2 separate regions of the Homo sapiens genome follow, and region 2 is linked to region 1. A link is a contact called in ENCODE Hi-C or POLR2A ChIA-PET data. All regions are on one chromosome and are shown on one strand. The core of a region is the stretch at or near the end of the contact, and the rest is flanking DNA. Distances in the headings are between cores, read along the strand shown.

Region 1 (6,307 bases), core at 2,272-4,771:
TCTCCTCCATCTCAGACAGCCACCCTCCACTCCTCCAGGGCCACCACTCTGGGTCAGACCACAGCAGTGATGCCCCTACCAGTTTCCCTACCTCTTGTCTCATCCTCCCCAGGCTGCTCTCCTTCAAGCCTTACCTACTCAGCCCCATCAGCAGTCCTTAGTCCAAAAGGGATACCTGTCATCCCCTGAACACCTTTAGTCACCCATCTAGGCCATTCTGTCTCTCATAGTCCCATATTGGTCAAGGTCTAGCTCGATTACTTCTCCCTCTATCATTGTACAGAGAACATGACAAATATGCCCCACCATTCAAACCTGCCCTTTTTTTTTTTTTTAGACGGAGTCTCGCTCTGTCACCCAGGCTAGAGTGCAGTGGTGTGATCTTGGCTCACTGCAACCTCTGCCTCTCAGGTTCAAGTGATTCTCCTGCCTCAGCCTCCCCAGTAGCTGGGATTACAGGCGTGCACCACCACACCCAGCTAATTTTCTTGCATTTTTAGCAGAAATGGGGTTTCACCATGTTGGTCAGGCTGGTCTCGCATTCCTGACCTCAGGTGATCCATCTGCCTTGACCTCCCAAAGTGCTGGGATTACAGGCATGAGCCACCGCGCCCGGCCCAAACCTGCCTATTTACCCACGACAAGGAGATTCCGGCTTCTTGAGGGGTGAGGTTTTATCTCACAAACATCTCAAAAGCCCCCATGGCTGGCTGTACCACTTGCTAATGACAGACTCTGGGCACTTGTCTCATATACCCACGCCTCAGCTTTCTCATCACCACCATGACCACCGCAGAGTCAAGAGGGCCTCCTTCTCTGAGGGTGACCTCCACAACTACCCCAATAGACATCAAGCCCCCAGGTGGATCCTCACCTTCCGTGAGCATAGTAGTGCCTCTGCTCTCTTGGGAAGGGATAAATGGCAGCTACTCCCTAAACCCATACTGCAAAAACAAGTACGGTAAAACAGAAAGACATCTTCCATGGGCAGGCAAAGCACATTTACCAAGTCCAATTTAAGAAACTTAGCTAGGGGCTAAGGGGGATATGCTGAAAAATGAATCAATTCTCTGCTGGGAAGGAGCACAGCACAGGGTGCAACATTTAAAACATTTAAAACCACATCTATACGGTTTTAAATCACCAAAACGTCCACCCTCAGGAGAACAGATGTCATGGCACAGTGATCTGACAGAACATTAGGCAACAGTCAAAATGCGCAAAGTGGCCGGGCGCAGTGGCTCACGCCTGTAATCCCAACACTTCGGGAGGCTGAGGCGGATGAATCACGAGGTCAGGAGTTCAAGACCAGCCTGGCCAACATAGTGAAACCCCATCTCTACTAAAAATACAAAAAAATTAGCCGGGCATGGTGGTAGGTGCCTATAATCCCAGCTACTTGGGAGGCTGAGGCAGGAGAATCACGCCACTGCATTCCAGCCTGCATGACAGTGCGAGACTCCGTCTCAAAAACAAAAAAACAAACAAAAAAACAATGTGCAAAGTAGGCTGGGCACAGTGGCTCATGCCTGTAATCCCAGCACTTTGGGAGGCCAACGTGGGAGGATCACCTGAGGTCAGGAGTTCAAGACCAGCCTGGCCAACATGAGGAAGCCCCATCTCTACTAAAAATACAAAAATTAGTGGGGCGTGGTGGCGCATGCCTGTTATCCCAGCTACTGGGAAGGCTGAGGAAGGGGGAAGCTGAGGCAGGAGAATCGATTGAACCCAGGAGGTGGAGGTTGCAGTGAGCCAAGATTGTGCCATTGCACTCCAGCCTGGGCGACAGAGCCAGACTTTGCCCCCCCCCCAAAAAAAAAAGTGCAAAGTAGGCTGGGCATGGTGGCTCATGCCTGTAATCCCAGTGCCTTGGGAGGTCCAGGTAGGTGGAGTTCAAGACCACCTTGGGCAATATAGCGCGACCCTTTCTCTACAAAAAATTTAAAAATTAACTAGGCATGGTGGTGTACACCTGTAGTCCTGGCTATCTGGGGTGAGACAGCTTGGGGTTCACTGCAGTCTCAAGCTCCCAGGTTCAAGTGATCCTCCCACCTCAGCTTCCTCAGAAGCTGGAACAACAGGAGCTCACCACTGCGCCCGGCTAATTTTTCAAATTTTCTTTGTAGAGAAGAGGTTTCACTATATGGTGTAGGCTAGAGTGCAGTGGTAGGGTCTTGGCTCACTGCAGCCTTCATCTCCTGGGTTCAAGCGATTCTCCTACCTCAGCCTCCCGAGTAGCTGGGATTACAAGCACGTGTCACCACACCCAGCTAATTTTTGTATTTTTAGTAGAGACGGGGTTTCACCATGTTGGCCAGGCTAGTCTCTCCTGACCTCAGGTGATCTGCCAGCCTTGGCCTCCCAAAGTGCTGGGATTACAGGCATGAGCCACCGCGCCCGCCCCCAGTCTCATATCCCCAATTTTAGTCATCACAAGCCAAGTTCCCCGTTTTGTACTGTTCGAAGTTTCAGTGGGGAGAAGAAAGGAAGCTTAATGTGCCACATAGCTACAAACTGAAGGATACAAGATGAATTTTTATGAAGTGATGGATGGCAGAGTCAAAATCATTTCAGAGGAACTTTCAGTTCGGTACGATTTTACTGAGTAGATACCCTCAGCCTTCTGTAGGGCCCCCGAACGAGCAGTATCCCCTCAAAGAAACTCAATCCTTGGCAGCATGAAGCAAGGTCGGCCACAAAGGCAAAGGGGGCGGCTGCGGTAGAGGAGAGGGAGTGGGTGCTGATTCCCAGCGGGGCAGCCTTCCAAAGGGTGCGCTCTGGAAGAATCTCCCAGGGAGCCGTCTTGGAGGCACTCGGCCCCGCGGAGGGCCGGAGCGAGGGCGCCCAGTGAGGAGCCCAGGCGGAAGGTGGCGGTGCCCCGCTGCCCGCCCCAGATCCACTCGGCTCGGCCCGCACCGGATCTAAAATGGTCAGAACTGGCAGCCGACGCTTCGCGCTCTGGTGATTTTGCACTGACAGCGCGATCTCCGGCTCCTCTCAGGAAACCGGGAGAGCTGGCAAGGCTGGGCTCCTACGGCTGCAGTCCCCGGGCCCGATCGAGGGAACTGAGGCTCGTCAGGCCGGCCCCAAATCGCCCGCCTGTTGCAAGGCCGCCCGCTCCAGCGCGGAGGGTCGCGGCCAGGAAGGCCGCATTCGGACCTGCCGCAGGCAACAGGGCCCGCCCGGGTGCCAGGAGGCCGGCGCGCCAGCAGCCGCGCTGAGGAGGCCTCGCACCCTGGCCCCTGGCCGAGCGCCAGATCCCGGCCCCTACGCGCCCGCGCCCGGGGATCCCGCCGGCCGCGTCCCCGCCACGTCAGGCCGCGGGCTCTCCTCAGGTCGCCGCCCCCGAGCCTCCGGCCCGCGCCCGCCCCCGCGCCCCTCGGACTCCGCGCCGCTAGCTTGTCCCCGGCCCAGCGATGCCTGCTTGCCGCCCGACCCCCGCGTTCGCTGCCGCCCGGCCCGTTCGGCTCACGCCTCGCAGCTGACCTGGTGCCGCCGCCAGCCGAGGCCGCACTCGCAGCTGGAGGGAGGCGGGAGGCGGGAGGCGGGAGGCGCGAGGCGGGAGGCTGGGCGAGAGGAGCCGGCGGGGCGGGGGCCTGGGCCGTCACGTGGGTGCGCCGCGCAGGCGCCGGGCGGGCCAGACGTAGGCCCGGGGGTTCCCGGCCTGGCCGGGTAGCAGCGCGGGGGCGGCCCTGGGGCGGGGAGACAGGGGGCGGCTCCACTCCGGCGCTCTGCGGAGGACAGCAGCGATCGCCAAGGCTCAGTGAGTCCCCGCACTAGCGCGGCACCTGGCACTTGGCGGGGCCGAACCAACGAATGAGCGAATTTGCCGAGAGTCGCCCCGTCTGAATCCATTGACTCTTTCCTTGCCTCGGTCCTACCCTCATTCCTCGACTCACTTCCTCCTGCCCTTCCTCACTATCTCCCTCCCCGCTCATATCCTCCCTCTCCTTTCCTCATTCCCTTCTTCACTCTCTTCTCTCCTCTCTTACTCCCCCCCTCTCATTCCCTCCCTCCTTCACTCTCTCATTCCTTCCCTTCCTATCTTACCCACCATTCCCTTCCTCCCTCACTCATTCACTCCCTCCCTGTCTCCCCCTCTCATCCCCTCCCTCTCTCATTCCCTTTCCCTCCCTCCTTAACTCTCGTTCTCTCCTCCCTCTCTCATTCCTTCCCTCCCTGTCTCATTTCCCCCCTTCTTTCCCTCCCTCCCTCTCCTCTTCTCCCATTGCCTCCCTCCCTCTTTGATTCCCTTCTTTCCTCCTCTCCTCCACTTGTTCCCTTCGTCACGCGCTCATTCCCTCCCTCCCGCGGCCTGCTCCTTCCCCGCTCCCTCCGCGGTCGGTGCCGCTGACCGTAGCGCGCCCCCTGCGGGATATCGGGGAGAATCGCTTAACACCGCCAGAGTGAACAGGTGCTAGTTTGTGTGCCCGTTCCTTTACTGAGATTTTGCAGTAAATCTAATTCCCAGTCTTAAAGCCTGGTCCCAGAGGTCCGTGCGCGGGTCTTGGCATTCATTGTTCTCCACCTCACCTTCGAGCAGGTCCCATCCTCCGAGGCGTATCCGTAATGGCTGCGCCCAGAGCTTGGAGCCACAGAGCCTCCTGATGGGATAAGGTTGGAGTGTCCCACACTGTGGTTTTGAGAGGGACTGTGAAGGGTGGAGAGAGTGGTAGGGGGAGGATGTGGCTGGAGATGGCTCATGGTTAAAAAGAAAGGTGGGGCCGGGCTTGGTGGCTGGCGCCTGTAATCCCAACACTTTGGGAGGCCGAGACGGGCGGATCACGAGGTCAGGAGATGGAAACCATCCTGGCCAACATGGTGAAACCCCATCTCTACCAAAACACACACAAAAAAACTAGCCGGTCGTGGTGGCGCGCACCTGTAGTCCCAGCTACTCGGGAGCCTGAGGCAGGAGAATCGCTTGAACCCGGGAGGCAGAGGTTGCAGTGAGCCGAGATCACGCGCCACTGCACTCCAGCCTGGTGACAGAGCGAGACTCCGTCTCAAAAAAAAAAAAAAAAAAAAAAAAAAAAATTGGTGGAAGGGGAATGTAAAAGGAGGAAAATACACGGAAGAGAATTGCTGTCCTGGCTGAGTCCAGAGAGATAACTGAGGGTCCCAGACAAGGATCAAGAGAACGGGATTGGCCTCCAGAGGCAGAGGTTCCAAATGGGAGTGGGCTTCCTCCTAGAAAGACTTTCTGGAGGAGACCCCCCTACTGTGTAACAGAGGAGGACTTTGGGATTAAGAAAAGCATTCCAGGAAGCCGACAGTGTCAGCAAACGTGGAGGTGAGATCCTTCAAAGTGAGTGGTGTGGAGGTTTCCAGAATTTTCTGAGCCTGAAGGGAAGGTTGGAGAGCAGACCCTGCCCTTTGGAGGCTTGACTTAGCCCTGAGGGCACCCTGTAGCCAGGGTGGGCAGATGCCAATATGGTAGAGACGAAGACTGAGTAGGGAGCCAGCCACAGTGCTGTGGTCTCAGGCAGGGAGTGAAGACCAGAGTGGAGCAGGCTAGAAACCTGGGAAGGAAGCAGGTTCCCCAGTATAAGCCCAGTGATGTGTGAAGAATGAGCCCAGGAGATGGGTGGGGAAGTAGGCCCACCCTGCCTACAGGGGAGCCAGAGCAAGAGCAGGTCTGGGGGAAGATGAGGCCCCCCTTGGCTCCAGGTAGGGGAAGACTGACCTCCAAGGCCCAATGGGACCAGGTGTACGGGTGGACCCAGAGAGGAGAGGAAAAGGAATCCTGGGGCAGCAACAAGAAGGCCACTGTGGTCTGAATGTCGGTACCCCCAAAATTCATATGTTGGAACTGAATCCTCAGTGCGATACTATTATAAAGTAGGGCCTTTGGGAGGGGTTTAGGTCATGAGGGTGAAGTCCTCACCATGGGATCAGTGTATAAAAGAGGTTCGAAGGAGCTCATCCCCCACTTTTGCCAGGTGAGGACACTGTAATAAGCACCATCTTCAAGGCAGAGAATCGGCTGGGCGCAGTGGCTCACGCCTGTAATCCCAGCACTTTGGGAAGCCGAGGTGGGAGGATCATGAGGTCAGGAGATCAAGACCATCCTGGCTAACATGGTGAAACCCCATCTCTACTAAAAATACAAAAAATTAGCCAGGCATGGTGGTGGGCGCCTGTAGTCCCAGCTACTTGGGAGGCTGAGGCAGGAGAATGGCGTGAACCCGGGAGGCAGAGCTTGCAGTGAGCTGAGATCGCGCCACTGCACTCCAGCCTGGGTGACAGAGCAAGACTCCGTCTCAAAAAAAAAAAGCAGAGAACGGACCCCTCACTAGACACTGGG
Region 2 (6,914 bases), core at 2,009-4,508, 250 kb after region 1:
ACATTTTCTGGAAACAATGCGGTCTTTGGCACCAAGCAGGACTGAGTTAGAGCTTGGCTCTGATACTAATCAGCTGTGAGACCTTGGGAAGTCAATGTCTCTGAGCCTCAATGTGCTCATCTGTAAAGTGGGCATAACCCTCTCACAATGTTGTTACACGTTCAACGTAATGACACACACAATGTCCTGGCATGGCAAACAGCACCTGGTGGGCAGTGCAGGCCGGCTCCCTCCCTTCCACCATCACTCCTCACTGCCCAATGCGATCTCGGCTCACTGCAGCCTCCACCTCCCTGGTTCAAGTGATTCTCCTGCCTCAGCCTCCCGAGTAGCTGGGATTACAGGTGCATGTCACCACGCCTGGCTAATTTTTGTATTTTTACTAGAGATGGGGTTTCATCAAAAAAAAAAAAAAAAAAAAGAATTTTTTTTTTTTTTTTTTTGAGATGGAGTCTTGCTCTGTTGCCCAGGCTGGAGTGCAGTGGCGGGATCTCGGCTCACTGCAAGCTCCGCCTCCCGGGTTCACACCATTCTCCTGCCTCAGCCTCCCAAGTAGCTGGGACTACAGGCGCCTGCCACCATGCCCGGCTAATTTTTTGTATTTTTAGTAGAGACGGGGTTTCACCGTGTTGGCCAGGATGGTCTCGATCCACTGACCTCGTGATCCGCCCGCCTTGGCCTCCCAAAGTGCTGGGATTACAGGCATGAGCCACCGTGCCTGGCCCCAGAATTAATTTTTAAAAATTAAAAAAAATAACTTAGAGAAAACCTAACTTACATCAAATTTTCTGGGGAAAAAGAACAAAATATTTTAGGCAAAACAGATCTTTCACAAGTCAGCTGGCTAGAGTCTAGAAAAGGCTTACAAATGAGAACACATATTCTATTTTATGTAATAAAGCTTTGCTCCTACCACCCCCAAAAAGGAAAAGGCTTATGACTATCATAAACACTTACAGTCTATGAGTTCCGCCTCTGGCCTCTGTGGCCACCCAGTGGCAGAGACGTCCAGGTCAGGGCACTGATACCTGGTGCCCCGTCAGAGTAGGAGGCCCAGGGCGGGTGGCCCTGCAGGTGCAGGCTGGACCCAGCTCAACCATGTCTGCTAGACTGGTGTCTTTAGAGATAGTGCAGTGACCTCGAGGAGAGTGCCCTGATAGCAAAATGAGGCGAGAAGACACCAGCATTCTCTGGCACATCCTCAGGCCCCACAAAAGCCAGAGGGCACTCAGGCCCCTCTCTCCCGCCGGTATCCCAAGGGAGGCCTGTCACCCTTCCTCCTGGGTACACAGCCTCTGCACCTCCACATATCCCATCCCATGCTCCATTTGGAGAGAGTTGGGAAGCACACATGGCCAGGCTCTAGATTCACATTAACCAACAAAATCTCTGACCAGCCCCAGTCACATGGCCAGGTGGAACTGCCTGCTTTAATCCTTTTTAACTCTTAGCTCTAATTTAACTCAGAAAGTATTGCTGTGTGAACCCTCTGTCCTCTAGATTAATCTCTAGCAGAACAAGAAGCTGAAGGCATTCATGTGCGGTTCAGCACCTGCAGAAAACAGAACTGTTCAGGAGTCCAGTATACGCTCCAGATAAGTGCAACTGTGGCATCGCGCTGCCCGTGTCAGGCGGAGCTCTGTTTCCATCCTCTCAGATGGGGACATTCAAATCAAAATCTGATCACTGACATATCAAGCACTGATCCCCATAAATCCATAAATTTAAAAAAAAAAAAGCACAATAAGGAAACACTCATTTCAATGGCCACCTCTTCTTTGGGCCAAGGTGCGGCTTGCACCACTACCATTGTCAACAGACATCCACAGCACCCTGCATGTACTCATGTGCGTCATGAAAAGCGACAGCCGAGCTCTAAGCCTTCCCCTGCACTGTGGCTCCTATGGTCTAAGGGGTCACTGCTCTTCAGAAGGCTCGCACATACCCCAAGAGTTGTGTTCTGCTTGTTGTAGCCAGCAAAGTGAAGGATGCTCTCAGTGGCCATGGCCAGCCCCGTGTGCTGGGACAGTCCCGATACCCAGTTCTGATGTTTGTTCAGATATTCCTGAAATAGGAAAAACACATGGGGTTTCAGTTATTTATCTGATTTTTTTAGAGGCAGGGTCTCGCTCTGTCACCCAGGCTGGAGTGTGGTGGCACGATCATGGCTCATTGCAGCCTCGACCTCTTAGACTCAAGCCATCCTCCCGCCTCAGCTTCCCAAGTAGCTGGGACTATAGGGGCACGCCACTATGCCTGGCTAATTTTGCAATTTTTTTTGTAGAGATGGTGTCTCACTATATTGCTCAGGTTGGCTTGAATTCCTGGGCTCAAGTGATCCTCCCGCCTCAGCATCCCAAAATGTCAGGATTACAGGCATGAGCCACTGTGCCTGGCCTTGCTATTTCATTTAAAGGGGAAAATAAAACTTTATAAATTAAGGTGTGGGCAAATGGACCAAACACTGGGTTTCTGTCCTGGGTCTGCCCCTCCCTAACTAGCTGTGGGACTGTCAGTAAGTCAAAGCCCCTCTATGACCAGCTACTGCTCATTTGACTGAGGACAAGGCCAATTCCCCGAGCGGCTGTCATGCAGTCACTGCGGTGTTGCACCGTCAATGGGAGAGGGCCATTTATTCTTTCAGCACATCCTTGCTGAGCATCTGCTGTGGTAGCCACCAGGCAAATAAGCTACAAAGCCTTGGCCTTGCGGTCAACAGGCAGGCTGTGTGGTGTGGAGCCTCGGTTCTCTACTGCAGCATACCAGCAGCCTGGTGTGGGTGAACTGGACAGCAGGAACGAAGAACAACACCTGTGTCCACCTGGCCACCCAGTGGGAGAAGGGTGCTGGGCAATGGGATACCTGGCAGAGCCCAGGGGTGTGAGGGAGGCCTCCTGCTCTGGGGACCACAGGGGGCTCAGCCTGCAGGAGTACCAAGGACAAGGGTCTCGAGGGTGGGGGCAAGCCTGGAACAGATGCAGGCCCTGTTTACAGGCGTGAACCAACTAATTCCCTTAAGAAGAAATGTACAGGAGTATATACATGCAGAATTGTCTCAATGGTTTTGGGGGACTCCTGGAGCTCCAGAAACCCATCCTTGGACACTATGACGATGAAGAGTGACTAATAATCAAGTTTAAAAGGGAAGTACACTGACCAGATACCCTATTAAAACCAGACTACTCTGGTGGGTGGAGGAGAGGGCAGATTCGGGGAAGGCTGAGGCTGGGCACGGAGGGTGGGGAATAAGCACACTGCAGGGGAAGTGAAAGGGCAGGCCTGGGGCACGCCAAGGGGACACCTGGTGGAAAAATCAAGACCGCTTCAAGCCTTTTCATTTTCCATTTCCTTCTTAGGCCAGACCTGCGTGAGAAAGTAAAAAGCTCTATCAGCTGCTTTTTTTGTCCACTTAAACTTTCTAGGCATTAGAGGGGGCCTCCCCTCTTCAGACGACAGACAGCCTTGGGACCTGAGGCCCTTTTGCTGTAAATGAACAAAGGGAAATAGTTTCTTGCCACTGCGTTTCCACACAGCTCTCAGGGCTCTTGGAGCTGGCTGCTCTATCCTTCCTGGACTCCACAACCAGAAACACTTTTGAGCCTGTTTCATCTTTAAAGTGCTGCCAGGGTAAACCTCACAAGAGTTCCTCTCAGCACACCCACTCTCTGCTAACACAGATTCCTTCCAGAGGTATTTTTCTCATCTTTGATTCCTTTTAAGGCAATTCTTTCCTCTCACACCCTGTGGCATTACATGGTTTACTTCGTGGCCATCTGAGTTTCCAAACCAGTGTTTTTGTCTGAAAGACTCCCATGCACCTACATGTGCAGCTTATGTGGAGCTTTAATGGGACACAAGTCCCCAACTCTGCCTCTGCTCCACCAGCCTTGGTCAGGCCCCTGCCTTTGGGCACAGGTGCCAGCAATGCACTTGGCACTTAGAGATGCTGCCATCTGGCAGCCTCCCACATCCACCACACAAGCCCTTCCTCTCGTGAGCAGCCCCCAAGTCTTGCCACAGACCTGGCACCTCACCTGGTGTGAGCCGTCAGATGCCCTCCTTGTGCCCTGGCCAGCACTGGCCCCACAGGCGCTCCTAACACACAGAGCAGCCTCTGAGGCATCTATTATTCTCAGGCCCTAGACTGATGCTTCCAGTCTCCATTCACACTAGTGCTATTTGGATTTTGAGTTCTTCATGTCTCTGTAAAGCTTTTTTGGGAGTTTGAAGGAGCTTATGGCAATTGCCTTTTGATGGTTTCAAGTACCTGCAGGTGGGACTTGGTGACGGTAGGTGCCCACTTCATGGCCTCCTGGAGGATCATCCCACAGCGTGCAGCGAAGTCCTTCACAATGCTCTGGAAGAGGGTGAAGCTGCTTCTCAACAACCCGAGGTCAGTTCATCTGAGCTGCCGTAGTGACTGTCATGGGCTGAACTATGTCTCCCCAAATCCCTATGCTGCGCCTTAACTGGTACCAGTACCTCAGAGTGGAACTCATTTGGAGATAGGGCTTTAAAGAGGTGATTCAATTAAAAGGCTGATAGGGTAGGTCCTGATCCAATCTGGCCAGTATCCTTCCTTACGTGTGTGCAGAGGAAATCTGGACACACAGAAATACTGGGGCAGGGAGGAGGGTGTGCACAGAGGGAAGAACACGTAAAGACACAGGGAGAAGGCTGCCATTCACAAGCCAAGGAGAGAGGTCTCCACAGAAACCAGCTCTGCCAACACTTTGATTTTACACTTCGGCCCTCAGAACTGTAAGACAATCAATGTCTGTCAAGACCTTTCAAGCTGCCCAGTCTATTGTCTTTTGCTACAGAAGCCCAAGAGACTAGCACAGCCACTAAGTTTGAACCTCAAGGCCCCTGGGGCCAGGAAGCCCACACACACTATGATCTGTATGTAATTCCTGCACAAGGTTTGTGGCAGAATCTACAAGAATAACATGTCACAGGGACACTGTGCAACTTGTGTCCTGGGTCTGGGACTGGATGGAAGGGCAGGCTCTGCGTGGCAAAATCCTCTTCGGTGCCACACCACTCTGTGGGAAACTCCCCATTGACAGCTGGTCTGGCAGAGGTCCAGAGGTAGGACATGACTCAGCCCAGGCTGAAGGAGCTGTGAGCTGAGTTGCAGTCTTGCCACAGTGAGGGCTCTGAGACCGAGTTGGGGAGAGGAGAGACCCAGTACATCCTCCTCTTTTGGAGTGATTTATTCTGCCAGTTTCCCCATTGGATAGCACAAGTCAAAGGCATGATCCCCTATTACCACAATAACAAAATGTCAGTGCACCTCAGAGAAGTGAAGTCCACCTGAAAATCATGCTTGTGCGACGCAGACTCGAGAGGCTATAAACTGGCTGGTAGCTGAAGACCTCTTTGGCAGCTAAACCGAGAACACAGCTGAGTCAACATGGCTGAGGTGGGGGAGCTGGGCTTGGAAGACAGAGCGACCTGGGGGCAGCCAGCTCCCCTTGCACTCGGTGGAGCCTGGCAATGGCTTGGTCTCCTCACTGGGGGATGGGGCCAGCACCACCCACACCTCAAATTGCTGGGGACTGGGTGAGCTCATGCAGGTTGACCATCTCGTGGAAATACTCAGGGAATTGTGGTAAAGATGGCCCTTAGTGCAGGGGATCGTGTCGGGCCTACCTCACGGGCTTCGTACGTGTCAGGAACCGTGATCCGGTAGGGGGCGTCGGGGATGTCATAGTAAGGCTGATCCTTGTGAATATCCTGCAAGCACAGCAAGACTCCCTCTTCCAAACTGCCTTCCCCAAGTTGCCACTAGCAACCACATGGGCCACCCCTACCCACCACCTGTCTGTCTGTGACAGGCCTCCATACTTGATGCAACTTATTGCAAAACACCAGGTGGATTTGGGCCCCCTCACCCCCAACTCGACACCTGTAGCATTAATTATGTTCAGGCTTATTGTCAGAGAAGCATGCCACAACACAGGGCGGACAGGGCCGGCGGGGTGGTGGTAGAGCGGGTGGTGTTTGGGCCCTAGGTCTCCTGGGGACACTCACAGCGCTCAGTGACAGTGACAGGGTCTGCAGGATGTCCAGCATGGTCTTCAGCACAGTCCCGCTCCAGAGCAAGTGGGGAAACCTGCACCAAGAGCCAGCTCTCAGGACCAAGAGCCAAACCTCCAAGGAAGGTCTGCTTCTAGGAGCCCCCTCAGCTGCCAGCCCGAGCCCATATCTGCTTCAGGCCAGCTGAAGGAGGAGGTCGGGAGGCCCTTGCAGCAGGATGCCTGGCCTCCTCAGGCTCATTGCAGTAAGGTGAGCAACGCCTGGTCAGAAAGGCTCCCCAGGCCCCTGCCAGCCCCACTTCTTAGGGCCAGACAAACCTGACACCAACTGCCTTGGTTATGCACTGGCCAGGACACCCCTCACTTTCCAAAGCAATCCTCTTAGTTTCTGACCAGGGTTCTCCATTATTTCTCACATAATGGAGAAAACAACAGTATCTACCTGACACCCTGGGGTAAGACAGGCCATGGGCTCCGATGGCCCCAGGGCTGAAGGAGAGGTGTCTCTGCACAGCTGTGACCCACCAGTGGCCCACTGCTCAGGAAGCCCAGCTCAGACACACGCCACGTGTGTGCTGGACTCGTTCTCGTGACCCCTGGCTGGCTCCTGACCACCTGTGGTGGCGCTGCTGCCTGGACCAGGCACACAGTATCTGCAACAGGCTCCAGAACCACTGGATACCTCTGGGGAGCTGCAGGCAGCCTCCATGTGGGTGTTTTGCTGCCTCTGGCCTTCTCACCTTGGAGAAGCTGGTCCAGCCCACCTGTGAGAGTTCTCATCAGTGTGGGGACATGTCCCAACAGGGTCTGTTTTGGCTCCCAGAACAAAGAGTATACAGCACAGAAGGGTCTGTGTGGGCTTTTGTTCCTGAG

What was found. A loop is a pair of places that touch in the nucleus more often than their neighbours do. ChIA-PET counts read pairs that join two places held with the same protein, here RNA polymerase II (POLR2A). Pooled maps may share reads with other maps.
Region 2: a loop to region 1 is called in a pooled map, with 4 times the contacts of the local background. The contact joins the enhancer-like site here to the promoter of KLHL22 in region 1. A Hi-C loop is called at or near these places in 1 of 168 maps with a recorded cell type or tissue (chondrocyte), 4 of 37 single-sample maps with no recorded cell type and 7 of 50 pooled maps. POLR2A ChIA-PET finds 5 or more read pairs at or near these places in 1 of 52 experiments (Caco-2).

What each region holds. Positions count from the first base shown.
Region 1 is chr22:20,492,274-20,498,580 of GRCh38, forward strand. It overlaps KLHL22 (kelch like family member 22), which reads right to left and starts at 3,522. Exons shown (of 7, transcript NM_032775.4): 1 at 3,487-3,522. LOC101928824 (a long non-coding RNA gene) reads left to right here and starts at 3,640. Exons shown (of 4, transcript XR_007068011.1): 1 at 3,640-4,414. RefSeq lists a silencer at 3,182-3,841 and an enhancer at 4,036-4,688.
Region 2 is chr22:20,745,638-20,752,551 of GRCh38, forward strand. It overlaps PI4KA (phosphatidylinositol 4-kinase alpha), which reads right to left. Exons shown (of 55, transcript NM_058004.4): 26 at 6,037-6,118; 27 at 5,656-5,739; 28 at 4,268-4,357; 29 at 1,946-2,065. Among named protein-coding and RNA genes, the nearest start is that of SERPIND1, 25 kb to the right of the region's middle. RefSeq lists enhancers at 2,927-2,976, 2,987-3,166, 3,237-3,596, 4,689-4,808, 5,830-6,627. Within about 2 kb of position 3,259, at least 8 of the 41 ENCODE cell types and tissues checked have a DNase peak (open chromatin) inside an H3K27ac peak, as active enhancers do.